2 separate regions of the Homo sapiens genome follow, and region 2 is linked to region 1. The links are chromatin loops, found by intact Hi-C in ENCODE. Cell type or tissue: K562. All regions are shown on one strand. Links, peaks and the distances in the headings refer to the core of each region. The heading gives the core; the rest is flanking DNA. Region 1 has its middle 57 kb from the start of LINC00368. Region 2 holds the start of LINC00431 (long intergenic non-protein coding RNA 431).

Evidence for each region. Hi-C counts contacts between places; a loop is a spot of excess contacts. Peaks named below come from ENCODE experiments on the same cell type or tissue, not always from the same donor. Only the 100,000 strongest peaks of a DNase experiment are listed, where the experiment ranks them.
Region 2: it touches region 1 in a loop (2.1-fold over the local background); 1 of 110 quality-filtered maps calls a loop at or near these places.

Annotation. Positions count from the first base shown.
Region 1 is chr13:111,031,042-111,047,237 of GRCh38, reverse strand. No RefSeq gene overlaps it. Among named protein-coding and RNA genes, the nearest start is that of LINC00368, 57 kb to the left of the region's middle. RefSeq lists enhancers at 49-108, 129-298, 82-376. In K562, for the core only: a CTCF peak has its summit at 7,293 (motif pointing right); DNase peaks (open chromatin) are centred at 7,317 and 8,187.
Region 2 is chr13:110,955,559-110,971,754 of GRCh38, reverse strand. LINC00431 (long intergenic non-protein coding RNA 431) reads right to left here and starts at 5,728. Exons shown (of 2, transcript NR_126378.1): 1 at 5,636-5,728. It overlaps LOC105370364 (a long non-coding RNA gene), which reads left to right and starts at 90. Exons shown (of 3, transcript XR_931732.3): 1 at 90-244; 2 at 14,504-14,575. RefSeq lists enhancers at 5,577-6,776, 13,569-14,768, 15,034-15,835 and a cis regulatory region at 13,926-14,489. In K562, for the core only: no CTCF peak of the experiment used is centred there; DNase peaks (open chromatin) are centred at 6,124 and 7,344; H3K4me3 peaks cover 3,051 bases.

The DNA.
Region 1 (16,196 bases), core at 3,609-11,608:
ATACAGGTGACTGGACAAGTAAAGAGATTCAATGCAGTGGTTTCCATTTTATGGAGCAAGAAGGAAATAGCAAATAAACTGTTATAATCAACATCTTTCAGTTTCAAATTTCTGCTTACTCTTAAGGCAGTGAGATGAAGTAAAAGATGGCTGAGCCCTGTGCTGCCACAAGGGGAGCTTAAAAGGGGTGAGTCATTGTCATGTGGACTTCGTTCTAAAAATATGGGGTGACACCCCCACATCAAAACAAAGAGACCCAGTAAATAGAGAAAACGGAAGCACCAATGAAGTCATGTCTCTGAATCTTCTCTCAACACATACTTGAGGAAGAAAGTGCACCAAGTGTTCCAAGGTGACCTAAGTTAACCGGGGGCTGTTTGGGGTCTTAGTGAAGAATCCTAAAACATGAATGGAAGGGTCATGTGCCAGGGATGTGGGAGTGAGAGCAGCTGCGACAGCTGCAGCTTATGATGGGACAGCTGTCCCACCAGAACCAAGTCTGCAGAGGCCCAGGAGGTGCCCCTGTTGCACGTGGTCCCGTTGAGCAAGAGCAGGACAGCAGGATGGGCCAGAGCCATGGCCGGTAGTCAGAACCACACCACCAGCTGCAAACACAAACCCAGTGAGCGGACCCCTGGTGCTCGCACCGTGTTCAATAATATCATTACTCTTTAGATGGCTCTTCTATTCCACAGTGCTTCTGAGAGCATAGTTTGTGTACTACGTTATGCTGGGAACAGCCAGGGGTAGGAGGGGGTTCTGTTGGCTGCTGAGTGTGTCTGTTTCACTTATGCTCCCCAGACCTGGGGAAGGAGCCACAAGATGGGGATCTACTGGGCCCGCTGGGAGACAGACTGGAGCTAAGGCTTCAGTGACCACCTGACCTCCATAAGCCCCTACTCTGATTGGGGGCCACAGACATTTTGGTCCTTCTGGAATCAGAGTCAGTTAAGAACCAGAGTCCAATAGCCCTGGAAAGTTCTGATTATTTCCTTTCCCGTGCACAGTGACGTGGGTGAAAGGCTGTCCCTTTTGGGGGGTCTGGGAGAAAGAGTAACAATACAAACTCTGGGAAGAGAGTGGGGTCCTTCCTTGGGCTTCTTCTTTGAGGGCTCTGGATCTGTCAGCTGGCTCAAGTCTGTTTGGGAATTGTTTTAGGGGCAGCAACACTCTGCTTTTATGATTCAGAGTAGGCTTTCATTCACTTGGCCTAGAACTTCTCTGTTTATGTAGATCAAGAAGGAATTGAGTAGGCTTCCCTCCGTTTCCCTTCTAGGAACACCACCATCACCAGCCAAGGCCACGGGGCCCTGGGAGCCATCCTCCCCTGGCTGCTGCTTGGCCTCTGCTGTGCCTGTGGGCACCACCCCACCTTGAAACCATGTTCTGATGGTTCTCGCTGCCCTTAGCTTTCCGGCGGTGGCTGTGGCTCTGACTGTGAGGTCTGGGCTGCAGAGAAGAGCTCTGCAAGGGTGTAGATCCCCTCCCAGGTTTGCTATCACAGTCAGGTAGGGTTTCCAGACTCTCCCAGGATAAGCAAGTCTTGCATGGCAATCCTCTCTGCTGGTCCACTCTCCCCTTGCTGCTGTGAGCTGCAGCTTCTTTCACAGCATCCTCTCCCCTCACTGCTGTGAGCTGCAGTTTCTTCCACAGCATCCCAAGACAGGTTACACACTGACTTCATTTAGGACGGGGCACCCCTAGGCCCATGTTTTAGCCAGCAAGCCCCAGAGCCCTTTCTGCCTTAAACTAGAACACGGATTCTGCAATCCCCACATAGTGAACACACACCCATGGGTTCAGCCTGGCTCAGCATCACCCACCATCACCCCATGCCCTCACTGTCCACCCCCATGAAGATTCCCCACTCCCGTCGTGCAGATGGGAAGAGTCACATGGTCCCTTTGGCATGGCCCCTCCTCGCAGGCCCTACTGGGGTTGGCCTGGCTGCAGATGTAGATGCAGGGAGTGCTGGGGCACCCCGGGAGTGTAACAGAACCCACGTTTGTTCATAGAGGGGGCCCCGGGAGTGTAACAGAGCCCACGTTTGTTCATAGAGGGGGCCCCGGGAGTGTAACAGAGCCCACGTTTGTTCATAGTGGGGGCCCCGGGAGTGTAACAGAGCCCACGTTTGTTCATAGAGGGGGCCCCGGGAGTGTAACAGAGCCCACGTTTGTTCATAGAGGGGGCCCCGGGAGTGTAACAGAGCCCACGTTTGTTCATAGAGGGGGCCCCGGGAGTGTAACAGAGCCCACGTTTGTTCATAGAGGGGGCCCCGGGAGTGTAACAGAGCCCACGTTTGTTCATAGAGGGGGCCCCGGGAGTGTAACAGAGCCCACGTTTGTTCATAGAGGGGCCCCCTGCCGAGGACGCAGACTGTGCCCCTGCCTCTCCAGGACCTGCATGCACGCCCCCCTCCAAGTGCCAGGATTCCGTCAACACGCATCATTTTATCCAGTGTGCGGGGGCCACGCAGAGCAGACCCACTTTATTCCCGGAGCACAGAGGGGTCCCTAACTCAGCTCGGAGAGAGGCAGAGGAGCATCTTGTGAAGGAGTCCTGAGCTGTGAGCACCCAGGACTCAGGCAGCCAAGAGGGCAGTATCTGGCCAGGGGACAGAGGAGCAGAGGTGAGGCTGGGGGTATGTGTGTGTGCATGCTGCATATGTGTGTATATGTGGTGCATGTGTACACGTGTATGTGGTGTATGTGCGTGTGTGTCTATGCACATGATGTGTATATGTGTGTGTATGTTCATGGTGTGTGTGTGTGTGTGCTGCGTATGTGTGTATATGTAGTGTGTGTGTACATGTGTACGTGGTGTATGTGTGTGTGTCTATGCGCATGATGTGTATGTGTGTGTATGTGTGTGGTGTGTGTGCACGTGCGTGCTGCGTATGTGTGTATATGTATTGCATGTGTACACGAGTATATGGTGTATGTGCATGTGTGTCTATGTGCATGCCATGTATATGTGTGTGTATGTGTATGGTGTGTGTGCGTCTGCGTGCTGTGTATGTGTGTATATGTGACATATGTGTGTGCACATGTATGTGTATGTGCATGTGTGTGCGTGTCCACATGCATGGTGTGTATGTGTGTATGGTGTGTGTGTGGTGTGTGTGTGCATGGTGTGTATGTGTGTTTGTATGTGTGTGCTGGAGCAAACAAGTATTTCTATAATTGCTGAAGTTTAAGCTGTGAGGCAAGAAATCATGAGAAACAACACTGGCCCACAATATTGAGCTCATAGAAGATGCAGGCACTACTGTAAATTGAACATGCTCATATTAATTCACGTGGCCCTCCTGAAACCCTGGTGTGTTTTTCTTGTTGTTGTTGTTGCTGCTGTCACTTATCACCATGGTACCCGTTTTGCAGACGAGATATTGAGGCCACAAGATGATTCACTGCCCAGCCATCTGGCCCCAGAGCCTCAGGGCCTTCCCCAGGGGAGGGTGTGTGCAGAGGATGGGCCTGGAGGGCAGGAAGAGGCTGAACATGGGTCTTCACGTGACATGGACTCTGTGCTGTCATCCATGACGAGCACAGAAACCCCAGGGACACACGCGTCCTCCAGACGCTACACACTCAGGGCGTGGGACAGTGCGCTGGAGAGCAGCGCAACAGAGAGGGACCAAGGGAGGCCACGCAGGGGGTTGTGTCCTCACAGGGAAGCCACAGCGGAGATGCCAAAGGGGGCGGACTTGGTCAAGATTTAGGTGACAATACTTTCAATATGTTCAATACTGTCATTTGAACGTGGAGCAGAAGGAAGGGAGATAGGGTGTGAATCCCACACTTCATGACAACTCAGTCATATTTGTTTACAGCCATTAAGACTTTTTTTCCCGTGTTTTTACTGTTGCTAATTAAAAGTATTAAAATGTTTACTTCTTTTCAGCTTCCAAATGTCATAAACACCAGGCTCTTTTATTCTGGGGGGGATCAATTTGACTGACATATCATTTACATACACATACCAACTTTAAGAACATAAATTGATGAGTTTCAACAGATGTATACAGTCACGAACACTGCTGACTGTGCAGTCATGTAAGAGAACATTTTCACCACTGTGCCTCCTTGGAGGCCCATGTATATTTTACTGGAAAGTTCTGGAAACTAGAGGAGGGACTGTTTGGCTGCAGGCACATTGGCAGCGTAGGACACCACCCTCAGTCATGGCCTTTAGCATGCACTCACCGACCGCCTGTTCTGTGTCAGGGTGCGTCAGATTGCCAAGGGGGCATGAGCTCTACACCCATTTCATCCTCGGGGCCTGTCTTATCTGCTGAGGGTGAGTTCCACGTGACCTTTCTTTAAAGGAAAAGGCACTGATGCTAAAGCCTGATGAACCCTGCTAGTGCCAGCCCCTCCTCTAGTTTGCTGAGTGCCTAACGCCAGGCTGGATGGGTCCCAGCCGCAGCCTCACTTCCCCTGTGGACCTGGACTCTGAATGGATTCAGCCACTTCAGGTGTCCAGGCAAACAGGGACTGATCCCCCGGATGTTCAGTGTTCAACCACACCCTCGGGTGACAGAGCCCCAGGCCACTTCTGACCCTCTGGGTGGAAAGGCAGCCTCAGATGACATATTCCACCTGGATTGGGCACAGACATGGTTCCTTCTCATCCTGGGGACCAAGTCTCCTGGCCACTGTGGAGAGAGGCAAGTGTGCCACTGCCCCAACCCCCAGGGCTTAACCCTCCTCTCCTCAAGCCCAGCCCAGGTCCCCGTGTGCCCCATGACCAATGATGCAAAGTGTGGGACAATATCATAAACAGAATCAAAAGGCCTCAGTGAGCAGGTGGATTTGGGGAATAAAGAGAGTAGACATTTATAGTTATGAATTTCGAGTTTGGACAAGTAGGTAAGAGGAGAGGGAACTGGGGAGGAAAAACAGATTTGGGAAGGAGAGCAGGAGAGGGAATAGATAATGTGTCCCCAAACAAACATTCAGCTTGGGACATATTATGCTTGAAGTCTCTCAGGGTAAACAAACGAAGATGTTTGATTGGGAGTTGGAAACGCCACGATGGGAATTTGGAAAATTGAAATGAGAGACCCATTGATGAAAAGGTGGTATTCATATTTCAAGTCATTGGGATAGATGGGCTTATGGGATGTGGAGAGTGCAGAAGGAAAAGTATTATAGGAAGGACCCAGGGGAGGTCCAACATGTAAGAGATGGGCGAACGCAGGGAATGTCATGGAAATCAGGGAGGAGAGAACATCGAGAAGAAAGGAGAGGCTGATGGTGTAAAATATGGAGAAGAGTTTAAGCAGAACAAGGACTCGAAAGAGAAGCCAATTGGATTGGTGAATTGAGAAGTGATTAGTGCTCTTAAAGAGTGTGGTTTCCATTCCATGATGCATCAGAAGTCACACTTCTCGGAGTTGAGACATGACTGAGAAGTGAGGAAGAGGAGGGAGTATGCCTTTCTTTTAACGTAGGCTGGTAAAGGGTTGTGAGACATAAGACAAGATGGTGTATTTACTTACCTTACAGACCGCATGCTCACAGACAAGACAACAGATGAGCTCAGCAACAGGACAAATAAGTCAAAGTCATTCACCTGTGGCTTTTTTTTTTTTTTCTTAGATGGAGTCTCCCTCTGTCGCCCAGGCTGGAGTGCAGTGATGCAATCTTGGCTCACTGCAACCTCTGCCTCCCAGGTTCAAGCAATTCTCTTACCTCAGCCTCCCAAGTAGCTGGGATTACAGGCACCCACCACCACACCTGGCTAATTTTTGTATTTTTTAGTAGAGACAGGGTTTCGCCATGTTGGCCAGGCTGGTCTCGAACTCCTGGACTCAAGTGATCTGCCCGCCTTGGCCTCCCAAAGTGCTGGGGTTACAAGCATGAGCCACCGTGCCCGGCCCACCTGTGGCTTTTAGGACAAAGACTAAATAGGACAAGTCTTGTTTGTACCCTGCTGTCTTCCAAAATCATGTGAAGCAAAGTGTTACAGGGCAAAAGTATGCCTATTTTCTCTTGAACTATTTAGAGCAAAAAGGGTGAAAAAGAGCATCTTATACTCTGAAAAAATACTGTTATGCTTAAACGTTATGTGCAAAGTGCTAAGAGTCCCAGGCAGAAGAGGGGTCACGTTGAGCACGGTGGTCTGCCTTCCCAAGGCTTTCCCTGAGATGTGCCCCTCCCCTCACTCTGCTCTGTCTGAGTCAGCACGTCTAGTATTCTCAGTACTGAGTGACTCCGCAGTGAAGAAGAGGCTGCTTCTGTCAGTTACAGCAGGTTGGCTGCAAATCGTGAAAAACCCTGACTATAAGTGGTTTAAGCAATAAGATATTCATTATCTTACCAACAAGAAGTCTAAACTGGCTGGATGGGGTAGCTCACGCCTGTAATCCCAGCACTTTGGGTGGCCAAGGTGGGCAGATTGCTAGAGCCCAGGAGTTTGAGATCAGCCTCGGCAACATGGTGAAACCCCGTCTCTACAAAAAATACAAAAATTAGCGGGGTGTAGTGGCACGCGCCTGTAGTCCCAGAGAGAGACCCTGTCTAAAAAAAAAAAAAGCCTAGACTTAGTTCGGGTTGGTTCAGCATTCCATTAGGTTACTGTAGACCCCGATAGACCTATTTCTCCCTCTGCTTGTAAGGTTAATGTCATCCAAGGTTGATTTATCTCATGGCCATAGGATGACTGCCAGAAATAAGTAAAAATATGTGATGGTAAAGTTGTTTTATGTTTTACATAAAGTGGCACGACAATAACTAAGTAGACAGTGGGAAATTACAAACTGATGTTGCTAACTTTATAGCAATCAGGAAAAAATGCAAAAAGAGCTTAGTAGAACAATTAAAAGATATTAAAAAATAGACCATATGGATGCTATCAGAAATCCGGAGTGGCTCAGATGATAGATTAGGAACAATGAGCTGTGTCAAAACTGACTTTCTCCCAAGTCCTCATTCTACCGAAACTCTTGTACGTATTTTACACCATCAGTCGCTTCTTTCTTCTTGATGTTCTTGCCTCCCTGATTTCAGTGGCATTCCCTGCATTCGTCCATCTCTTACATGTTGGGACCTCCCCAGGGTCCTTCCTGTAATACTTTTCTTTCTGCACTCTCCAACCTGCCACGAGCCCATCTATCCCAATGACTTTAAATGCTGCCTTTTCATCAAAGGGTCTCTAATTTCAATTTTCCAAATTCCCATAGTGGTGCTTCCAGTGCCCAGTCTAAGTCCACACTGTCTGCAATATATGCATTGTAGGTATAGAAACATGACTAGGTTGGTAGTAACAAGACATTAAAAGCTCTACCCTGCAGATGGTGGTAGAAATCTGCAGTGGCTCAGATAATAGACCACAAGACAATGAGTACTGTCAGACGTAGAGAGAGATGTTTCGTAGCAGTGAAAGTCACTTATCAAGAAGACATGACCGTCATAAATGTGCGGATGCTTAAGAAGAGTTTCCACATACATGAAGCAAACATTAAAAAAATTAAAGGAAGAAATAGAAGAACTCACATTTATAGTTGGAGATTTTCACGTCTCTTTCACAGTAATTGGTAGATCAACTAGGTGAACAGTCAGTGAGGACGTGGAAAATCCGGACAACGCTATCGGCTACCTCAATCTAACTGATATTTATAGAATCTTACGCAACTGCAGAACACACCTTTTTTGGTGTAAATTTTTGCTTGTATTCATAGTCTTTTGGGTAACTTCCTTTAGGAGATTATCGATTAATTAAAAGCAGGGTCTATGACTTAATCACCCTTTTCACATCCATAGTTTCTGTCATAATGCTTTGCATACAGAAAACCTCAATAAATACTTGACAAATGAGTGAATGAACTATCCTTTCTAGGAAGATAGGGAGAATTAGCAAAGAAGGAACTACCTAGGGTAAAATGTCATGGATTGTCCACAGGCTGGTGACAAGAAACAGGTAAGGAATCATTTTTCTTTGGTTATCTTGAAACAAAAGATCATAGGAATACATAAGTTCTCAAACACACACACACGCACACACAGGGCCCAAAACTACTGGCTTATGTGGCTCCCTGTGGGTAAACGGATGTGGGAAGTCAGCCCACATTCTCCACCACTGTCCTGCACCTTCATTTCTGGACGTCAAATCCCTGAATCTGTAGAGTGTGCAACCAGACAGCCGTGGGTGCAGGGAGAGCCCCAGGAGGTCAGACCTCAGCCTGAATATCTCCTAGATGCAGCAGTGCTTACAGCTTTTGGTCCAAACCAGAAGTGCCAATCACTCATGGATGACCCAAGCCTTGGGTCTCTCCTCTGTATGGACACGGTTGCCTAGGGCTGTCTACATGGGAGTCACAGCGCTGTCCAGATCACAGGGGCCCCGTGGCTGTCTCAGCTCATTTCTATTTTAATTCTCTCTAGACCTAGATAGATGCAAGCCTCTCCAAAGGTGGAGCCTCAAGGAATCTGTGTAAACCTAATGTTCACGTCCGTTTTCTTGCTCAGAAACATTAAGCTGTTTCCAGGCCAGTGATATCCAGTAGGATTTCCATGGTGAGCTGGAGTGGTTCCTGTCTCCAAGTCATCTCAAATAAGCACTGCAAATTTTCTAAGACACAGATAATTTCAATTAGTTTTATTGATAGGTCAAACTGCCCTGCAGGTGTGTTTTGTGAAGTGTTGCTAGGAAATAAAAAATAAATAATGACAAATTGTCACTGCTCCAAAAATTTTTTGGAGCGACTGATCAATGGGGCAAGGATTAGGTTTCTCTTCTATGCCAATAATAATTATACCGTTGTTATGGGTTGAATTGCATTCCCTCCAATTCATGTGTGGAAGTCCTTAGTCCTTAGTGTCTTCGAATGTGACTCTATTTCTAAATGTAATAGGTCAGATACTCAGAAGCTTTTATAAATTCATTTTTGGGGGAGCTTTTCTACCCCATTTATGGACAAAAGTAAGTTAAATGAAACTGAATAGAATTGGTTAAGACCACACATTTCAGTCAAAAATTCTCAGCGTGAAGAGTGAAGCCGCGTTTTGCCGGGAGATGGAGGCACTTCACCACCAACACGACCTAAATGCGGTTCCGTGCATCTCAGCCAAGGTCTGGCGCTGATCTGCATCTGAGCTCCAAGTTGTGGATTATTTTATGTACTCGTTTCCTTCTCTAAAGATCTCCAGGTTTGCATATGAATATCAATAATCACCCAACAGTGATATCAATGCTAGCTGAAAAGTGCCGTTTTCCTTGCCAAGTGTCTCTGGGAATTCCGAATGCAAAGAGGTAAAGAGAGGAGTGAGACGTGCAAAAATCCCATCTGAGCTGCAGCATTTCCTTGGCTTCCTGCCTGTTGTTAGAACCGCCCTCCATTTCTCCTTCCATTTCCTATCACACGAAGATAGAGAACGCTGGCATGCACCTGCAGAAAATCTGCCCTGATCCCTCCAGTCCCAGAGCCCCTGGGATTTCAATGTCCAGTAGAGCCAGCTGGACCGCCTGAGGCTGAGATGAGGCCCAGGCCCACCTGCTTCCCAGGAGCTGCAAGCTTACCTTTTCATGTGTGCAGGGAGGGGCCATGCGTTCCATCCACAGTGCTCTTTCAGCCCAGGAGACCTGCATGCAGAGGCTTCCTCGAGTTAATTATCTCATCTGCCAGACAGGCTGGTGAGCGCCACACCAGGGCATCTTTAGGCAGGTGGGAAGAGTTTACAGAATTTTCAGAAGTGGGGTTTGGCAAGATGCTTACCACATCTAAATGCAAAGTGTTTTCATCTGAAGGGTTATTACCAGGTGTGGAAACAGGTTCCACACAGGTTTCCTAATGAACAGATGGTCCTCCGACCCGGTGTGGGGGCTGTGCCTGGCTTGCAGAAATGTGTTTGAGCTGCAAAATGGTTTAAATCTCTTTTAAATTGGTTAGGCACATTTAAAAATAGGAAAAGTTCACATAAAATATGAATTTCTGACTTGTCTTTAAAAATAGGGCCATCTGTCCATATGGGATGTGCACTTGTGCATGAATTCCACTGTCCCCAGAGCTGCCCCCATGAGTCCCCACCCTCCCAATCGCCTGGGCCACTCCCCCCACTTCCCCACCTCACTGGACCTTAGAGCACTGGAGCTGCAACCCCTTGTCTACAGCCTGTTGTCTTCCTTTAAGTCAGCACATGTTAAAACCTACAAGTCAGAGAGAGACACAAATAGACTAAGATAACGATTAAAGCAAAACCCAGAGTAAACCATGACACCGCAAAGGAGCGTGTTCCCAGGCGGGAACCAAGGCTGCAGCAGGGCCTTTCCATGTGCACTGACTGCTGCAAATTTATTGGGTGGACAGGAAAAAAACCAGGGCGGGTTACCTTTACAGAAAAGAATAATCTGGTATCTCTTAAGGATGTTTATCTGACTCCTGCCTTGGGCACTTTCGTGCTCACCAGCAGAAATGTCCTTAGCTGCCCATCGGATCCTCACTACTCAACTCTCAGATTCTTCTTTTAACCATTCTTTCAGCTGCAGTTCAAGTTCAGACCAAGAGTAGGAGATGTTCCTCTGGGCTGTATGAAAACCCAAGTTGTCCACCTGAGCTCAGGAGTTCAATACCAGCCTGGCCAACATAGTGCAACCCCATCGCTACTAAAAAAAAAAAAAAAAAAATTAGCCTAGTATGGTGGCACATGCCTGAAGTCCCAGCTACTTGGGAGGCTGAGGCAGGAGAATACCTTGAACCTGGGAGGCAGGGCTTGCAGTGAGCCAAGATTGTGCCGCCACATTCCAGCCTGGGTGACAGAGCGAGACTCCGTCTCAAAAAACAAACAACAAAAAAAAGAACAAAACAAAAAAAAACCCAGGTCACCATTTTAAAATTTAGCTGGAATACTTTTTACCAAAAAAAAATTGCATTTTGAATACCATAAGTGAATAATTTTACCCCATTTTATAATTGCAGGCTGAAACTTATTTCTTAATAATACTCTGTCAAAGAGGTCATGGAGCTCTCCATCTGATTCTACTGATGTAATGCTTCAGGTATTAAATGCCTAAACATAAAAGTATTACAAAATTAGGAGCAATTTTGAAAATGGAGTGCAAATTAGGTAAAGAAATGGACAAGTCTGTTTCTCTAATTGCAAAAAACAATGCTTCTTTTAGAGCAGTGGTTCTTAACTGGGTGTGATTTTCCCCTCCGGACACCTTTGGCAATGTCTGCAGGCATCTTTGGTTGCCACAATGAGGGCGGAGGGGCTCCTGACATCGAATAGACGCCAGGGAGGCTGCTGAGTGCCCGCCAGGGCACAGGACGGCCCCACGACAGAATTCTCCAGCTGAAAGGTCATCCGTCGAGAGACCCTATTCTAGAAAATTAAGTAGTCGAGAGATAATTATGTTAGAATTTGAAGTTAATCAATCATCTGAATAACGTAAGCAAAGAGAATAATCTTTGTTCAAAATCACCCAAATTGGCAGAGCTCTAAATCACCTGATAAGCGTGTCTTCTGCGGAGAGGTGAAAGAATGGCAGGGGGAGTGTTCAAGCCAGGCCACTGTTCATTCTGGGGAATGTGGGAGTCGAATCTGACCACAGCGTACCCTATGAAGCTGCTTTGCAAAAAATATGTGCTCACTAGTGTGTCAACAAAAGTGTTTTTGGACATTTTCAATATTAGTTCAGTCACCTCCCTAAATATCATTAAAATATAGTAACTGTATTTACTATTTCATTTACCACTACACTATCACAGCTTAATTTTTAATAATAGTTCTGAACTATTTATAAGTAATAGTCTTTGTCCATTTATAAGTTAAAAAGTGAAAAATACAGTGAAGCCCAAGTAGAAAATAAAAGCATTCATAACCCTATCTACACAGATAAGATGGTCGTTAATACTTTGCATAGGTGTACAGAATTTCTACATAAACATAGAATCATGCTATATACAGTTTTGTAATCTGCCTTTTATTACTCATATTATTAATATTTCCCATACAAATAAATATCTGTTTATAAGGATTAAAATATAGATTTTCTAAAATTGTTACAGTCTTCATCTTATGGAGGTACCATCGTTTATGTTTTATGTATTTTATGAGTGAATATATAGGTTGTTTTCAACTTCTCACAGACTTAAAAAATCTTATTGAGATAACAATAGACAAATCTGTGTAAACATCTATGTAACTCCTTAGGATAAGTTCCTAGAAGTAGATGTCATGAGCCAGACTTTAGAGATACTGACAAACTGTTCTCCAGAAGGTCTTGTGAGTTGCACATTCCCTGGACATGAATCGTACTCTCACCAACAACATGTGAGAATTGTCTGATATTTGGTACCTCATTTGGGGAAGATATACTATTTTCATTTGTTTGATTATTTGTGAGAAAAAATGTTTTCCATAGGCTTATAGGATATTTATTTTCTATGCTTTTTGTGTATTATCTGTTCCTGTCCTTTGCTCATTTTCCTACAGTATATTTGTCTTTTGTTGCTCCATAAGCATTCTTCATGTGTTATTATACTGTCATCTGTCATTACTCCTCCAGTGTGTTTGTTTATAAATATAATTTAGGCAATTAAAATTTTCCTTTAATGTCTCTTTGGTCCTTTATGGAGTCTATTTTTACATGTATGCTTAGAACCACTTAGTCTCTTAATAATTTTTACCATAATCCTTTTACATTCTGCAATTGATTCCTCATTGTTTTACTAGATTATTTTTAATTTAATTAATTGATTAATTAATTTTTTGAGGTGAGATCTCACTCTGTTGTCCAGGCTGGAGTGCGGTGCCACGATCATAGCTCACTACAGCCTCCAACTCCTGAGCTCTAGTGATCCTCCCGCCTCAGCCTCCCAAAGTGCTAGGATTATAGGCATGAGCTACCACACCTGGTATTATATTGTTTTTTTTAATTATGACTTATGTCTGATTTTTGATGTTTATTCCATCCAATTTAACAGATATTTTTTCCACTCCACGTCTGAGTCTAGCCAGGAGTTGGGCGTACAGAGAGGACTTCCAGGGGAAAGGATCACCTCCGGTTCCTTTGTTGAAGTTAAGTGGGAGAGACAAAGAGGAATAGACCACGACAAGCTTGTCCAGGAGAAGAATTAAGGCATGAGATAGCCCACACAAGGGATTTTGTGATCAATTATAAGCATGGTACCTTTTCACTAACGGTTTCAGTCATATTAAAATGCCACTTGATATTAATAAAACCAACAGTTTAAAAATTACTTTAAACACCCTGCAACCCATCCTTGGACCCTGAGAGCTGCTCCTCTCTCATGGGCTCCTCTGGCAGTAGCAGGAGTCCTTGTCCACGTCGCCCCACGTGGTGGAGCCCGCCTCCTCCTGGCTCAGGGCAACAGGAGGTTGCACAGGCTCGGGGACTGCTTCCAGAAAAAGCCATTCTTCCCAGTTTTTCTCTTTTCTTTTCCCACCTATAAAGTCACTTCTAGGATGTGATGAGCACAGCATTGGAGCTAGAGGCTTACGGTGGGGAAAACCTCAATCAACTCTAAGGAGGAGTTTATAGACTTTCAAATATTGTGAAATCAAATATCACAACTTTAATACAAATTGTGACTCAATATTGTGACTCGCTATTCAGAGGCAAAGCAGTTTCATGGAACAGATTGTTGGACGCGATTAGGCAGCACCGTGTCCCATGCAGATACCTTAGTGAGGACCCTGGCTCATGGAGGTACGAGCAGGGAGCACGAGCACCTCCTGATTCCAGCCGCCCCCTGCCCTGTACACACACTGCCGGGAGAGAGGACTCCCTCCTCCTCTTCCCTCTCTCCTCTCCCATCCTTTCTTCTCTCTCTTTCTCTCTCTCTATTTCCTCTCTCTCTCTTCTCTGTTACTCTCTCCTCCCTCTCCTCTCTCTCTGTCTCTCTCCTCTCTTTCTCTGTGTCTGTCTCTGTATCTCTCTCTGTGCCTCCCTCTCCCACCCTCTCTCCTCCCTCTCCTCTCTCTCTCTGTTTCTCTCTCTCTCTTCTCTCTTCATTTCTCTCTCCTTTCTTTCTCTCTCTGTTTCTATCTCTTCCCCCTTGTTTCTGCCTTGGCTTGTCTTTTACCGTCCCAGAGCTGCTGTAACAAAGCAGTTTTTTCCTCAGGATTCTGAACATCAGAGTCTGTGTGAAGGCATTGCATGGCTGCACTCCCTCCACGGGCTCCAGGGATGGTCCTTCCTGGCCTCTGCTGGGGTCTGGTGTCCCCAGGAGTTCTGTGGCCTGTGGCTGTGTCCCTTCAATCTCAGCCTCTGACTTCATGGCCTCCTCCTGTGGTGTCATCCCCTCTTCTTATGGGAACACCAGCCATTAGACTAGGGTCCGCCCTACATCTAAGATGGTTTCATCTCAAGATCCTTAGCTAAGCACATGTATAAGACCCTATTTCCAAATAAGGGCACATTCTGAGCTTCTGCATGATCCTGCGCATGGGGCATGAGGAGTATTCAACCCTCCAGAGCTTGTAAGGCAGACATGATGGCTTGAGGAGGTACCAGGGGAATGCTGTCACCTCCCCTGACTCTAGGCCATTCCTCCCGCAAGAGGATGTTCTAGACTCTCTCGGTCTGCAGGACCTGCCACTCTTCACACACATGCACTCACTCTCCCCGTCAGGAACCCCCCTGGGCTGGGGTGCAGTTGCCCCACCTGTGGCTGAGTGGATGAGTTGATTTGGGGTGCAGTGACTGGTAGGAAGCTAGTGTGGGCCTGGGTCCAAGCACTGTCCTGCATGTGTCTCTCAGAGAGTTTGCACCAGAAGTGGGGAGGATGTGACAGGGAGGCCTGGGCATCCCCAGTGGTGGCCTCTGGTCATGGAGGAGACACCAGCAGTTCCTGCAGGAGGTGGCCTGGCCATCACCACAGTGAGAGGATCCAGAGGCCCCAGCAGGCCTGTGCTTGCTCAGCCCCCATCTCTCCAGCAAGGCCCAACAGCTCAGATGAGGGTTAGCTCAGACGAGGGTGCAGGCCTGAGGTGGTCAGGAGTGTGGGGCATCCTCACAGGACCAGATTATTGGGAGAGGAGTGGGAAAGGGGCACCAAGCCAGGAACCCGCCCACCATGTTTCTCTGGCTGGTCCCAGGTTGTTCTACACACATTCCCCTGGAGGAGTGGAGGACATGTTATTTTCATTTCAAACCTTGGGCTTTCGGTGCAGAGTCCTGTGCCCTGAGACCCCATAAGTGTGGTCAGATCCATGGAAGCTCACTGGATTGCCCAGTGGTGAGCAGTGGTGTGAAGCTTGGGAACAGCTCCCCATCCCTCCACACTCCCCAGCTGACCCCTTCCTCCATCCTCAAGCTGAGGCCATGGGATGCGGCACCAGCCCCAAGCCAGACCTTCCAGGAGCTAATTCTCCCCAAGAATAAGTTGCTCACCCCATCAGCTCTGATCACAAGTAAGAGCTGCTGAGCAATCGACTGAGGTACTTGGGTAAGCCAGTGTGCTTCCACGAATCCGACCACAGCAAGGGTGTCTCAGGGTGCAGGGCAGCACCACAAGCCCGAGTTCTGAAATAAAAACCACATGTGACAGGATGTTTCCACTGGCTGTTGGGAAGGCTCCGGATTCTAGGTCACTGACTCACATCAGGACTAGGACAGCTGGGCGGTAGTGCCTGCCCTGCCCGCCTCAGGGTTGTAGGACAGGAGTGAGCTGCTTCCTGGGGACAGGTGTCTCTACCACAGCTCATTGGCTACAAGAGAAAGGCCAGAGCTGGCCTGGGCCTACAGAAAGAGCCACTTCACCCTTCTAAATGCACCTGCGCCTGGCGTTATCCAGCATGAAGTCATGAGACTGCAGGACTTGTCATTCAGCAAACAGACACCCATTGGTGAAACAGCTGTTAATGATGAACAAATCTATCTTAAGATAGCAAGAATGAGCCTGGGATAGCAACAGCATTTCTATTAAACATGGCTGCCCAAATGATCATTCGCTTAACACAGCCTGTATTTGAGAAGTGTGACTTCTTTGCAAGAAAGTTAAGATTTAGACCCAATGTTGCCCGTTGTGAGAAAGCCACAGAGGCACAGAGAACTGGCAAGCACACATGAGCTCTCCACAAAAGTTGTCTGTGACGACGCTGAGGGTGAACTCTGCTCGGGAACTACTACAGCGGCTGGCATGGCAGCTGAGAAGCCTCGGTTGACTTCATGACTGGCTGCCTCATGGCTCACCTGCGTTCCCTAAGCACATACCAGTCTGCAGGGGA
Region 2 (16,196 bases), core at 2,997-10,996, 75 kb after region 1:
GGATAGAAACTCTGCTCAGCCCAGGCAAGATGCCAGCAGCTCCCTTCCTGGTCATGATGTCACAGGTCCTGACATTCCACACTGTCCTGGAGACCAAGGCTGGGACACTTAAGACTTTTATAAGGTCCTTCTCCCTCAGCTGGAGGGAGCACAGCAGTGAGCCAAGGAGACGGGACCCTCTGCTTTGTCCTCCTGCTGTGCTGCTGGCAAGAAGTGAAGACCTGGCCAATAAGAATGAATTCAGGTAGAGTCCCAAGTAGATGGTTGGGCAAACAGAAAACCATGGGTCTGAATCAGGCAGGTGACAGTCTCTTCTCCCATGAGTCCTTCTCTGCTGTGGTTTGAATGTGTCCCCTCAAAAATTCAGGTATTTAAACTGATAGTGATAACATTAAGAGGTGGGACCTTTAAGAGGTGATTGGTCAAAAGGGTGCTCCCTCATGAATGGGATTAAGGCCCTTATGAAAGAGGCTTTGTGCAGCATTTGGCTCTCTTGACTTTCACCATGTGAGGACACAGGGTTCCTCCTCTCCAGAGAACTCAGCAACAAGGCGCCATCGTGGATGCTTAGAGCAGCCTTTGCAAGACACCAAACAAGCCAGTGGCTTGATCTTGGACTTCCCAGCCTCCAGAAGTATGTGAAATAAATTTATGTCCTTTTAAAATTACCCAGTCTCAGGTATTTTTGTTATAGCAGAACAAATAGATGAAGACATCATCCTTGCCTATCTCCCTGAATTTTTTACCACTGGACATTTATTCCTTGGGCAATGGAGGAATTTAAGAAGTTTTTCTGTATTTGAAGCCATTTATAATTTCAGAACTCCATACATACATTATATATTTTAACTTTTTGTTACTTTATGGAAATGTTCTAACTTGCAGGAAGTCAAGGAAGAATACCATGAACACCCACATATTCATCCTTCAGTTTCAGTAATTGTGCACATTTTTCCATCTTGCTTTTTCTACACACACACACTTTTGTCATTATCAGGAATATTTTAGCACTGCCCCAGGTGTCTTATCACCTCATGTAAAATGTTTTCTTGCTAACAGATTAAAGCACTGTTTTTAATGTATCCACAATGACATAATCACACTAACAAAATTAACAAAAATCCTTATAGCAGCTAATACCCAGTCCGTATTTTAATTTCTCCCCCATCTCTGTCCCCTTGCAGACATACAAAGTCCCTATACAACCATAAACTCTGAGAACTGCATCACACATGGCTTGGGGCCCCCAATGGATCCCCTGATGTAGTTGGGGTAAGACTTCCTTCATAAGGGGTTTATTCAACATTTCTCTCTGGTCTGGCAGTACCCATTTTCCTTCTGAATTCTCTTTAGCGCCTATTTTTATTAGTTTTTCTTTTTCAGTGGAAGAGAAAATGGGGATTACTGTAAGAGGAGGGAGACAGGGAGTTAAGTGAAAAATACGCATTTCAGAAGACACAGCAGCCTGCTTAGCTACCTGATCTGCTAGGTTATTTCTTCGACTTTCAGAAGAAAGGCTTTTCTGGTGGCTGGGAACATGGACAATAGCTATTTCTTCCGGCAACTGAAGATTATTCAATACTTGAGTGATCAGCTCCTTGTGAACAAGGCCTTGACCTTTACTATTAATGAGACCTCGTCCAGTCCAAATGTTCCCAAATGTATGGGCCACTCCAAAGGCATACCTGGAATCTGTATAGATGGTTCCTTCCTGGTTCTGTTACTTTAAGGATTGGCTGAGTGCAAACAGCTCACACGTTTGAGCAGACCAACTGTTGGGCAATTTTCCTGATTCTATTTCTGTAAGAGTTTCTCCATCAATCACTGAATACCCATTTTGTCTTTTTTCCTCAATCACCCAGGAGGAACCATCTATGAATAAGTGCTGTCCAGTCCAGAAGGGGGTTTCTCCTATGTCTGGTCTAAAAAATCTAAACATGTGTGTTCCCTCCTTAGATTTGGATTCCCTGTTAGGAAACCTGCTGGATTGAGTGAATTATCAGTGGTCAATGTTAAATCATCCTTTTCTAACAGAATGTCCTCATACTTTAAGATTCTTGAGTCAGTAAGCCATCTCCGTGCTCTCTGGTTTAAGATAGTTCTAACTCGGTGAGGCATGCTTACTGTCAATTTTCCTCCAAAGGTTAACTTTCTGCTTTCCTCGACTAGTATTGCTGTAACCATGACAGACTGGATGCATTGAGGCCATCCACAAGTGACTGGGTCTAAGACCTTTGATAGGAAGGCTACAGGCTGCTGGTGGCCTCCGTGTTCTTGAGTCAGCCTCCTAAAGCTACCCCACTGTCCACATTAACAAAAAGGTGGAATGGCTTTTCTAGGGAGGGTAAGGCTAAAGCAGGGGTAGCTATGAGCCTTTTCTTCAGCTCCTCAACTTGATAAACTTCCTCAGAAGTCCACAGGAGATGGTTAGGCTTCTGCTGGGCAAGTTTTTCATTCTTGGTAGTTTGAGGCAAGGGTAGGGACATGATTCCCTCGATTCATTCAGGCCCTATTCTTCACTTGTCTGCACTTACCAAGTGGCCTAAATATTTAACTTCGGGCTCTACATACTGAAGCTTTCTTTTTGAGACTTGTAGCCCCTCAAACTGCAGATGGTTAAGAATATGTGTAGAGAAGTCAGTTACCTTCTCTGTATCTTCACCAGGTATAAGAATGTCATCCACGTACTGAAGAAGGCATATTTGTTCTGGGATGACAACTTTTTCTAGTACTTGTTCTAAAATTTGGCCAAAAAGATTAGGGGAATCTGTGAACCCTTGAGGCAAGACCATCCATTGATATTGTTGTTTCCGCCCTGAGTGGGGATCCTCCCATTCAAAATATATCAGCTGTCTTCAGCCAGGGGACATGCCCAAAAAGCATCCTTCAAATCTATTACAGTAAACCATTGATGATTATATGGAATCTTGCTAAGAATGGTGTAAGGACTGGGGACAATGGGGTGGGTAGTCTGGACTATTTGGTTGATAGCTCTAAGGTCCTGTACTAGCCGGTATGACCCGTCTGTTCTTGACTGGCAGTATTGGGGTGTTATATGGAGACATACGGGGCTTGAGAAACCTGTCCTTAATAAGGCCTTTGATTATAGGTTTCAACCCTATCCTACCTTCTAGGGGAATAGGGTATTGCTTCCTTCTTACTACTTCTCCCGGGGTTTTTAGCATGATGTGGATCAGAGGGACTTGGAGTTTCCCTCAGTTTCCTTCTTTGGGCAGACATTAGGATTAATATATTTTTCATCCGCATTGGTGGGTAGGTTTCATGAAGTGAGGAATCCTCTTGGGCTGACTTGTAGACCTATGCCCAACTTTAACATTAAATCCCTCCCCAGTAAATTAGTTCCTGCTTCAAGGATTAACAAGAACTGAATATGAGCTGAGTGATCCTCGTATCTAACTTCTGTGCTTTCTAAAATGTTTGCTCTAAACCCTTCCCCTTTTACCCTGGAGACTAAAAGTTCCTCTGAGGAGGAGACAACATTAGACGAGGGGAAACAAACAGAGGAGTGAGCAGCCCCTGAATCAACTAAAAAAGTGATAAGCTCATGTTTAGGTCCCACCTCCAAATTTATCAGGGGCTCCTGGTGGGACTCAAGATAAAAGAGACAGAGCCCCTGACTCCCTTATTCTTCCTTGAAAGTCATGAGTGGAAGGGCTTCTTTCTCCTTTCTTAGTTCAGGACATCCTCTCTTGAAGTGGCCTGTTCTTCCACATCTATAGCACTTATCTTGTCCTTCCTTCCTCTTAGTTCTGGGATTCTTTAACTTTGCTCCCCCATACTCTTTAGGGGGCCTGGTAAACTTGGACCTTGGTCCTCCAGATGGAGGCTGGGTCCTTTAAAATAGGGTTTAGACCCTTTATAGTTTCTGGCTCCCTGGAAACTCTGTCTAGAAGTACCTGGGTTTGGAGCCATCTGTTGGAAGGTGGAAAACATAAGTTTTGTCTTTTGTTTCTGTTTTTCTTCATCCCTTTTCACATATACTTTCTGAGCTTCCCTGAGGAGCTCACTTAGCAGACGGTCTTCCCAATTGTCTATCTTTTGCAACTTTTTTGAAGTGTCTGGCCAACTTTTAGTGACAAACTGGAATTTCAACATTCCTTGCCCAAAGGGATCATCCAAATTGAGGCCTGCATATTGCCTCATTTGCTCCCTCAGTCTGTCTAGGAATCTCATAGGCCCTTCATCCTTTTCCTGTTGTATAACAAATGCTTTAGAAAGATTTTGGGTTCAGGGTACTGATTCCCAAATTCCTTTTATTATCATCTCCCTTAGTTCCTGCATATTTTCCCAGTGACCTGCATCGTTATTGTCCCACTGGGGGTCTCGAGGGGCAGGGAATTTCTGGTCTGCGGTAGGAAAGTTTTCACCAGGAGGGTGCTCACATTCCTAAACTACCATAGCAGCCCTGTGAATCATACTCCTTTCTTCCCCTGAAAAGAGGATGCCCAAGATGGACATTAACTCCACCCAAGTGTATAACTGAGGTCCTAAGAATTGGTCAGTTTGGTCTGCCACTCCATAAGGGTCATCTAGTAGTGGTTTAAGCTCCTTTTTAAAATTCCAGACTTCTGAACTGGTTAAGGGAGCATTTACAAAGCCAATGGCCCTCCCCACCTCGTGGTACCTCTTTCAAAGGGAAGAGGGTCAGGGCTGACCTCTTAGGTACAGAGAGAAATGGGAAATTCTGAATATCTTTTTTACATTGTTCTACCTCACACTAGAGTCCTTTTGGAGAGGGATATTTAGGTTGGGAGGGAACAGGCTGGTGGGACAGTAATTCCCAAGAGTCAGGGTTATAAGGAGGAGGGACAACGTGAGTAGAGGGGAAATTTGGAAAGGGATCTGAGGCGGCAATGGCTGTCTGAGGGGAAAGACTGAGGACACTGAATGGGGGAAGATAGTCTAGGGGATCCCATGCACTGGAGTCTTTAGGCATGAGAGCTGGCTCCTCTGACTTTTAATTTTGATGTGCTAGATTGGGTTCTTCCCTATCTGTTTTTAAGGGAAAAAGAAGGGCAGGTCCTTCCCTCCAACAAAGGGCATAGCCTAGTTCTTCTTGGGACACTGGACTTTTATCATTAATGTATCAGATTAGAAGCTGACACATTACACCCTCATTTGATCCAAACCTTGGCCAGAAGATTGAGGGTCTGAGGATGGGTCCCTGAGTCCAAATAAAACAGCAATATTTTATCATTTGTTGCTTTTTCCTATGTTTAATCCTTTCATTATCCTTTCATTATCTTTCCAGTATTTTAGCATGAGACCTAGGGGGCTATCTGGGGGGATATCTTTGTTACCATCTTTATCCTTCTTGCTCCCTGTCTTGCTTGGGGTATTTCCCATCTTGATGGTTTTGGGGTAGAGTTCAAGGTTCAATTTCCCTTACTGGAAATTTCTCACCTTTTGGGGTGAGGCTCAATTCCCCCCACTGGAAATTTCTTGCCTTTCGGGGTGAGGTTCAATTTCCACCACTGGAACATACTTGCCTTTTCTATTACTGGAGGTTTGTGTGAGGTTCAGTCCCTGCCAATGGGGATGTCTCACCTCTTTTTAACCTCTAAGCCACCCTGACCAAGGAGTACTTCACCACCCCCTGCCACGGCTTTCTTACCTTGCTCCCAACCACCAAGGAAATACTTTACCGGCTCCCATGGTGTCTTTTCCTCGGTCCATGCACACACTTGTGTGGCCCTTATGGAGGATGCTTTAAGCTAGGTTGCTAGCCAGTTTCTTTCCATGTAGCTGAGAGCTCAGGTTATTCTTCACACTGGGTGGGTCTTGATTTCTCACCCCTGAGGCCGCCACAGTGGGGTGGGGTGCACCTCCTCACAAGAGAGAACCAGAGACCACCCCCGGAGGGGAATGTAATCCCGGATGAGCCCCCAAATTGTTATAAGTAAAGTTTCGGTGCCACAAAAGAAATAGCACTCGAATATAAAATTTTCTTTTTAATTCTCAGCAGGGCAAGGTACTTCTATAGAAGGGTATGCCCTTACAGATGGAGGACTGGTGAGTGCACACCTGGACAAAGGAGGGAAAGGGGTTATTTTTCCTTATGCACATGGTCCCTACTGCTTTGTCATTCCCCTATTGGCTAGGGTTAGACCGTACAGGCTAAACTAATTCTGATTGAGTAATTTAAAGAGAGTGACAGGGTGAGTTGTTTGGAGGGAAAAACGGTTATGAAATGAGTCAAGGTGGAGAATGAGTCAGGGTGGAGCAGGTAATCGGAATGAGTCAGGGTGGAAAATGAGTCAGGGTGGAGTAAGTAATCAGAATGAGTCAGGGTGGAGAATGAGTCAGGATGGAGTAGGTAATCAGAATGAGTCAAGGTGGAGAATGAGTCAGGGTGGAGTAGATAATCAGAAAAGGTTGCTTTACAAGGAAGTTAAGTTTAAAAGTAGAAGGCAAAGAATTGAACATACTGTCATATTAATTCTTTGAAGAGAAATTTATAACTCATATTTAACATCATGATTACACAGCATTCATCATTAAGATGAACATCATGGTTCATCTTAAACCGTGAGGCTGAAGTCAGAGGTGACACATGAAGGATATGGCAAAGCCACTCCACTTGACAATGAACTTCAAAAACCACACTGATGTTATAAAACCCAAATATTTTACTGCACATGCTTACTGGCTGACTTGCACAATACTTCCATTATAATTACGGGACAGACACAAAATGAAAAGAATATTTTTAACAAAGCACTTGCACGATGCAGCCGTACCCATTCTTAATGATCATTAATGTCTCATCCAAAGAGAACCATACTTTGTTTCATTTACTGAAGGTCAGCATACTGGGAAGCAATTGTCATCACATCTCAGACCTTTTTGCATATTTGTCCTCATTGTTCTGAGCCTTCATGTGCTCAGACTAGTTGATTGGTGTGTAGATTGTCTGTCATTAAAGCCATTTGGAAATCAGCTTTGTCACTGGTTTAGTGTTGGAACTTCAGATCCTAGAAGACACCACTGGAAAGCTCTGTGCACTAGGAAAGGGAAGGTGCATGGCCCTGCTGAGCCCAACCTCGGGGCTGGAGGAAGAGACTGACCTTGACCTTGACCTTGAGCCTAAGCAATGCCCCAGGACACTGAGACACCACACCTCCAATAAAGAAAAACTGTGAATGGCAGAAGGAAGGAACCATTGTTTGGGGGCTAACAAGGAGAAAGAAGTGCTCAGAATCACCATTCACTGTCGGAGTCACTCAGCAGGGTCAGCTGCTATCAGCCAGGCAGCTGAGGCTACAGGTCAGGAGGCCACAGGTCCTGTGAATAACCCACATTCCAGACATCAGCATTTCACCCACATGACTCCACCTCTTATCTGCAAATGGGGCCACCCTGAAATCACTTTGCTTACGAAGGAGGAGAAAGGGGGTGGCCCGTCTCTCTGAGTCCTGCCCCTCCTAAAACAGAGCCATGAAGCCAGGTCTTCATGATGCAGCCATAGCATTGCAAACTGTTTCCCATTTCCCCAGAACATGTTTCTAAGCTTCCAGGTCTTACCGGAAAGGCGTCCTAATCCAGACCCCACAAGAGAGTTCTTGGATCTCATGCAAGAAAGAATTTGAGGCAAATCCGTAGAGTAAAGTGAAAGCAAGTTTATTAGGAAAATAAAGGAATAAACAAATGGCTATTCCATAGACAGGGCAGCCCCAAGGGCTCCTGGTTGCCCATTTTTATGGTTATTTCTTGATTATATACTAAACAAGGGGTGGAGGGGTGGATTATTCAAACCTCCCCTTTTTAGACCATATGTGGTAACTTTCTTATGTTGCCATGGCATTCGTGAACTGTCATGGTGCTGGTGGGAGTGTAGCAGTAAGGATGACCAGAGGTCACACTCGTCACCATCTTGGTTTTGGTGGGTTTTGGCCATCTTCTTTGCTACAACCTGTTTTATCAGTAATGTCCTTACAACCTGGATCTTGTGCTGACCTCCTATCTCATCCCGTGACTTAGAATTTCTAATCTACTGGGAATGCACTCCAGCAGGTCTCAGCCTTATTTTACCAAGCCCTTACTCAAGATGGAGTTACTCTGGTTCAAACACCTCTGACATTTCCCTCCCTCTCTTTTATAGGAGAACCCTTAATCCTAAGAGTTGTAGAGGGTCAAAGACCATCTTTTGTAATTTTTTTAGGCTGAACAGGGGCAATGATATTCCTAACTATTGAGTTTCTTGCATTCAGGGTAGAGAGGAGTTTAATTAGAAAGCATTGGTGTGGCAAGGGCCATTCATAACTTTTGAGTTCCAGCAAAAGGTGATATCTGGAAGATTAATAAGTGTTTAATTTAAGAGAACATTTGGTAAGCTTATTCTGCTTTTTACACAAAGAGTACAATGGCAATATGTTTTACAACAGTAAAGCAAAATAAGTAAAATTATCCCAAGTAAACTAAATTAGAAGGCATTTTATGAAATGGGCAATTGTTGAAACTGAGCTGATATGGGATTGCTAGCTGATTTTAATACATGCCCAAAATTAGAATATTGATTTAGACTTTTACATTACCCATACATCTTGTTTCTTCTGAGCAGCAGTCATAGATCACTGGTTGGTTCACAGGAATAAGAAAAGTTAGTCTAAATTGCAGGAAAAAAACTTAAAAACAACTGATGAGACTAGAATTTAATAACAGGTACACCATAGTTCTTGAAACATAATGTTTTTTCTTTCCCATCTCCCATTTTTACCAAAGACAAATTGTGGTATGACTGATTTGCTTTATTATACTTGGCCTGATTATTTGTATAAAGTGCAGCAAGAATAATTATTATTCACACAGGCTTTTAAAATTGGCTTTGATGGAATTTTGTTCCATAGAAGGAATCTCAGTTAAGACAGTTTTTTTAAAAGCAGAGTTCAGACATGGGTTTGTATCCTCAAATACCTATATGAGTTGGGTGAATTTTTTTCTTTTGAGGTTTTAAGATAACTTGGGGCTCCTGGGCCTGTCAGAAAGTGACATTTTTTACTTAACACAGGTCAGGAACCCTGTACAGGGACTATGTAGACAAGGTATGAGGCCAGTTTTACCAAGGGGATTTTTTTTCTTTTAAGACAAGAGTCTTGCTCGGTTGCCCAGGCTGGTGTGCAGTGGCAAAATCTTGGCTCACTGAAGCCTCCACCTCCCAGGTTCAAGTGATTCTCATGCCCCAGCCTCCCAAGTAGCCGAGATTACAGTCACATGCCACCACACCCAACTAATTTTTGTATTTTTAGTAGAGACAGGGTTTCACCATGTTGGCCAGGCTAGTCTTGAACTCTTGACCTCATGTGATTTGCCCACCTCAGCCTCCCAAAATGCTGGGACTACAGGCATGAGCCACTGTGCCCAGCCCCCAAAGGGTTTTCATTGGCTCTGTAAATTAAGCTTGATTCCTTAAAGGAAAGCACATCACTCCAGTGAAATCCTTGGTAAAATAACCAGTTTCTTTAATTGTGTCCTGTTGCAAAAGAAAGCAGATTTTTATTTCACTTATGCAAATAACTGTATTGCCATAAGAATACTTACAAATAGTTTCCAAATTCTGAAGAAATCAGGTAGAGAGAGGCAAATATGCTTCAACTTTTGTTCACAGGAGTAGACTTAATTGTTAAAAGCTGTAAATAGCTTAAAAGAAAAGTTTCCTTGACTCCGAAAAACAAAACAAGGGATAAAAGACTACTTTAGACTTCTATTAGTTTGGTCCATGCATAACTCTGGTTTGATATTTATGAACATTTTAGCTGTCCATGAGTGCTGAAAATTTTTTTCCTCTATTCTAATGTTACAATCTCCAAAGTTATTAGAAACCTGCATTTAAGCATACCTGTTAAAGTCCTATAGTTGATTATAAAACCACCTTTTGAAGGAGATTAGCACAAGACAATTGTTTGTGGATGGCAAAGTCTTAGGGTAGCCATGGTCAAAACCACAATTAACAAATTTTTTACCTCAGCGTCACACAATAACACAACAATTATAATTATTACTGATAATGTACACGAAGTCCTATTAGAATTATAAGAGTTTTCCATAATTTTGGAACACATACCAATATTTAGTGCATGTAAGATTTTTCATTTGCCAATTTTTTAATTTGATTACTGGCTTCAGGGTGGAGCCCTTGGAGAAATGGGGCTGGGAAAACAGTTTCTACAGCCTAATAAGCAGGCACAGCTGGAAGACAAAACAAATCCCCCAAAATTAAAGGTCTCATTTTTATATCAGATTTTGGATTCTAAAAAGAGAGCATTAGCCCATTCTGTGATCAGCGTTTCCCCCATGGGAGTCTTATCTCTTAGTGTGTGTGTTAGGGGACACATTTCCATAACTTTTAGGTGGCCAAGAGCATGCTTCTCTGATCCAAATGTGCAAAGAGCAGCATATCCCCCCATAACTGCCATTAGCCATTCATAAAATTACATTTTTTACCTAGTTATTATACACCAAAGCTTTTTTATAATGTGAAGTAATTTTTGATACCCCCAAAAGTCATAAATGTCAGATAACACAAAGTAAAATAGAATAGAGCCTTAGATTTTGAGAGGGACGTATCCATTCTTAATTCCTGGGGTTTTATGAGAAAAACAGAATTTTTCCAAAATGGGGTTTGTGGTGCCTCCTCTGTTTTTCCCAAGGAGTTCCAGCAGGTTAGAAATTGAATATCTGCTTTTAATTAAGCTGATTTTTAACCACAGAGCTCTTTATTTTTCTTTTTTTCTTTTTTTTCTTTTCTTTCTTTTTTTTTTTTTTTTTTTTTTTGATATGGCATATCGCTCTTGTTGCCCAGGGTGGAGTGCAATGACGTGATCTCAGCTTACCGCAACCTCTGCCTCCTGGGTTCAAGAATTCTCCTGCCTCAGCCTCCCGAGTAGCTGGGATTACAGGCATGCACCACCACACCTGGCTAATTTTGTACTTTTAGTAGAGACAGGGGCTTCACCATGTTGGTCAGGCTGGTCTTGAACTCCCGACCTCAGATGATCCGCCCGCCTCAGCCTCCCAAAGTGCTGGGATTACAGGCGTGAGCCACCACGCCCAACTGAGCTCAAAAAAAAAAAAAAAACCTTTTAAATTTCTTATTACCCAACTTTAGCCAGGCCAAACGGCCAGTATTTCTGGCTTTTGAACTTTACCAAAGGTAAACTCCCAGGAGCTTAGAGAAAGGAAAATTTAAAACCATTTGTGGAGGGGAAGAGAATTAACAAATGTTTACACAGATATTAAACCAGAAAGGACTTATTTTTTAAGACAGGAATTGAGCCCTGAACCTGGGCCGCCACTGTGAAGAGAGAAAGCCTTAGCTACTGACCTACATACAGCCTTGGGCAGTCTCCATTGCTCTTATCAGAAGGAGCCCAGAGCAGCAGATTTTGAGCTTGTGAAGGCTTTTAACTGCTTGAGATGATTTTTAGGGCTAACTTACATGAACTCCAAAATTCCTATTCTCCAGATGACAGAGACCAAGAGAAAGTACCGCCATATGGTTACAAGGTCAAGCTCCCAAGGACATGAAACAAGATGAGAGGAAAACTTTATTCAGTTTTTTTTTTTCCTCAGGGACCTGCAGCAAAGTTTGTTACTGACCAGTTTGCAAGGCCATTTTGAACAGCAGGCTTATGGGGTCCTAAGCCTGCATTCTATCCTAAGTTACCCCTCTTTATGACAGAACAATACAGAAAAATATGCAAAGCACACCAGATTTACTACAGCTTAAGACTAGCCTTACGAATCCCTTTTCCTATTAATCAAAACTTTATAGAAAGAGATAAACTGATTTTTACCATTCATTCAACGGGCACAGAGAGAGAGAATGGTTTGCACAGAGAGAACGAGAGAGGCCAGAAGTCTGACTGGTAAGAAATCCTTTCCCTTTTGCTGGCATGCCAGGCTGGTGGGTTCCCTTTCCCTGAATGGCCCTAGTGACCTGGCTCGCTGCTCCACAGCCCTGGGGACAAAGCCGCGACACAAAGGAAAATAATCTTTTTCTGTTCTGGCCAGAGCAAAATACATGACAAAACATGGACATTAGCCACTATGCTTAGCACTCAATATCAAACTGGCAAAGCTCAAGCTTGCCCCCGGTTGGGCCCCATCACTTTTTTGTTTTTTGTTTTTTGTTTTTTTTGAGACGGAGTCTCACTCTGTCGCCCAGACTGGAGTGCAGTGGTGTGATCTCGGCTCACTGCAAGCTCCGCCTCCCGGGTTCACGCCATTCTCCTGCCTCAGCCTCCAGAGTAGCTGGGACTACAGGCGCCCGCCATCACGCCCGGCTAATTTTTTTTTTTTTGTATTTTTAGTAGAGACGGGGTTTCAGGGCCCCATCACTTTTAATCCAACCCCCAACCGGGAGTTTCAACTTGTGGTCTCTGGGCAAGATGGTCGCCCTGAGTAATAGAAAAGATAAGAAAGGAAAAGGAAAGAGAGAGAAAGCAGTGCCTGTGGCAGGGTGGGGAAGGTGAAGAGCTCAAGGAGGCCAGAGAAAGACCCAGCCATTGTAGTGACACTGAAAAGTTCGGGCAGCCGCTTGTCAGTAGCAAAGGGATCTTTTCCAGCAGTCCCATCAGCTCTCAAGTTTCCCCCTTTAGGGAGCAAAAAGCCCCCCATGTCCCATGATTCTGTCACCCATAGCCATCAGCAAAGAGTGCAAGGCAGATTAATCCAAAGAGAATAGCAGTTAACATCCCTTAGTGCCAAACATGTTCTTAGCTGAGAGGGACCTTACTGAGAGGGGCCTCTAACCCCCTAAATCTTAGGAAGGACTCTAACCCTCCTAAGTTGGGCCTTGAACCCAAGTTCAGTCAAGCTTTCTTGCCTTTTATTAAGAGTTGCCTTTAACCCACTCTGTCTTAGGAGAGACTCTAACTCCCTTAAGTTGGGCCTCTAACCCAATCCCACCCTTCACCCGGGTAAATGCAAATGACTTACAAGGTCAGCCAATCAGTGTGCAGTCTATTTCCTTTGGGTTGGGGGTCTCTTTAGTATCATCTCTTCCATGGTTCACCGGAAAGATTTTACAAGAAAGTGGTCTCAATCCAGACCCCAAGGGAGGGTTCTTGGATCTCACGCAAGAAAGAATTCAAGGCAAATCCATAAGGTGAAAGCAAGTTTATTAGGAAAGTACAGGAATAAAAGAATGGCTATTCTATAGACAAAGTAGCCCCAAGGGCTGCTGGTTGCCCATTTTTATGGTTATTTATTGATGATATGCTGAAGAAGGGGTGGATGATTCATGCCTCCCCTTTTTAGACCATATAGGGTAACTTCCTGACATTGCCATGGCATTTATAAACTGTCATAGCGCTGGTTGGCATGTAGCAGTGAGGACGTCCAGAGGTCACACTTGTTGCCATCTTGGTTTGGGTGGGTTTTGGCCATCTTCTTTACTGCAACCTGTTTTATCGGCAAGGTTTTATGACCTGTATCTTGTGCTGACCTCCTGCCTCATCCTGTGACTTAGAATGTCTAACCTCCTGGGAATGCACTCCAGCAGGTCTCAGCCTTATTTTACCGAGCCCCTACTCAAGATGGAGTGGCTCTGGTTCAAACGCCTCTGACACAGGTGCATGCATTGCGGGTGCTGTCATGAAAGAGGTCAAAGTGTTGCTTTCACAAAAGGAGATGTGCCCTCTTACTTTGCTTACCTCAAAACAGCTGGGTAAGCCTAGACATCCTTGGGACCAGGATGTTGTCTCGGCCTCTCAAGGGACCAGGGACCAGGAGGGCAGGCTTAGCTCAGAGCTCCTGGGCAATTGTCCTCCATCCTCACAGCCACCCCGAGGATGAACATTTCCCCCCATTTTCCAGACAAGAAGCCCAAATCCCAAAGAACTTTCCCAGGGCCATCTCTCATGGCCTGCAGGAGGGACTGGAACTCAGGCAGGGCTCTGTCAGGCCTCTGAGCTGGAGCTAAGCCATTGTAACCCCTGTGACCTGCACGTATATATCCAGATGCCCAGCAGGAGCCAAGAAGCCTGGAGCAGCCAAGAAACCACAAAAGAAGTGAAACAGTCAGTTTCTGCCTTAACTGATTAACCAACCTTACGACATTCCAACATTATGACTTGTTCCTGCCCTACCCTAACTGATCAATCGACCCTGTGACATTCTTCTCCTGGACAATGGATCTCATGATCTCCCCACCATGCACCTTGTGACCCCCCTCTCCTGCTGACAACAGATAACTACCTTCAACTCTAACTTTCCACTGCCTACCCAAGTCCTATAAAGCTGCCTCTCTCCTATCTTCCTTCGCTGACTCTCTTTTCGGACTCAGCCCACTTGCACCCAAGTGAATAAACAGCCTTGTTGCTTACACAAAGCCTGTTTAGGTGGTCTTCTATATGGATACGCGTGACAGGCTCCTTCCTCTAGAGGGGGCTGGTGGGCACCCACAAAACGGTATCCATTTAAAGAGAAGCAAATGCAAATTCAATGAACATTGTTAAACTATAGGGCTTTTATTTCCCCCTAGGTTCAAGTTCTGGACTGCCGTCAAGTTAGTCAAGTTTTAAAAATATGGATGACGATATGACCACAGTATTTGGTAAGGAAGCCCCTCCTATCAACCTCTGGCCTGTACATGAAGGGGACTGGATGGTTGTCTGTGGCTTTTTCCCAGATAACCTGGTACCAACTGCAGACAGTGGAGGGAACTGATTGGTTTGGGGCTAGAATCATATACCAATGGCCCATAGCTTTACTGCTGACATCTAAGAGTCAAACTCTCAAGAAATTAAGGAAGACAGAATTTTAGACCATTACACCTAAAAAGTGCGTGGGAGCCTTGCTTCTCAAAGTGAGGTCCAAGGACCCTCAGCGTCTGCATCATCTGGTTTGGGGAGCTTGTTAGAAACGCCCAGCGGCAAGCCGGGCCCAGCCCTCCAGCACCAGCACCGCATTCAACCTGATGCCACCGATTCCTGTGCACCTGAGAGGCCCCATGGCTGAGCCGTCCCCTCCTCCACCGCCTCAGCCCTGCCAGCCCCCTGGAAAGATGGTGGAAACTACAGACCCCCTGGCCTCACCCCGGGGATGCAGGCCGTGCTGGTTTGGCTGAGCCTGGTGCCTCTGTGCTTCTCTAGGGCTCTGCAGGTGATGCTAAAGTACAGCCGGCTGAGAACTGCTGCCCTGGGCCAGGGCCGTCCAATAGAAACACAGCATGAGCCGAAGATGTGCTTTTCATTGTCTAGTGGCCACATTAAAAAGATGCAGATGAAACTCATTGCAATAACATTGTATTTCACGTGATGATTTCAACATGGGATCAGTGTCAAATTACTAGTGAGATGTTTCAGTCTTTCCATCACGCTGGCTCTCCACAGTTCCATGTGTCCTTTGCCTTCACGGCCATTTCCACGTAGACAGCCGCGCTCCAGGGTGTGAGCGCTTAGCCAGTGCCTGCACTTCTGCTCTGACCTCTCGTTTTACATGTGGGTAAACTGAGGCCCAGAATGCTGGGACTCAGAGCATGCAGTCCTGACCCCTGCTCACATCGATGCCCTTGGGAAACAGTCACCTCCCAGGACCTCTCTGCCAGCATTGCCTGTGGAGTGGGGTCGGGGTAGAGGATGGGGCCACCTTCCACCCGGCAGGGCCCGGGACTGCGGCTGTGAAGGCTGCACGGCCTCGAACAGGGGCTCCCGTGGGAACGCAGGGCCCCCAGGTGCTGGGCCCTTTCCAGGAGCTGTCGCTGTCAGAAGTCAGGCTTTGCTCCCTTTCCACATCTGGGTGGGAGAGGCCTGGGAAAAGCTCTGCCTGCCTGCGTGTTTGATGGGTTAGGTGGATGGATGAGTGAGCGCTCCAGTGAATGAATGGGTGTTCCCATTCTCGCTTCTGCCGCCCCGTCCACTTTCTGGGTACTCAAGCGAACTGCCCCAGGCAGGAGTTAGACTCCCCAAGGTCAAGGAATGGCTGTGACTGGACTCACTTTCCTGGTGAATCTGGCGGTTGCCAGATTCTGAGAGTTTTAGTCCTGAGACCAGCACCTGCTCCAGCCAGTGTCTCAGCCACCCCCAGAGAAACAGTGGCCTCAGAAAAGGATTCTGGAAGAGGAAAGAGTGGCTGGCATTTCTGATATTTTTCCTGGGTCCTGACCAACTAAACCTAGAAGGAAGCAGCAGCTCTTACCCCCATCCACACCCCCAGATTTCTTCTAGGTAGAAAGC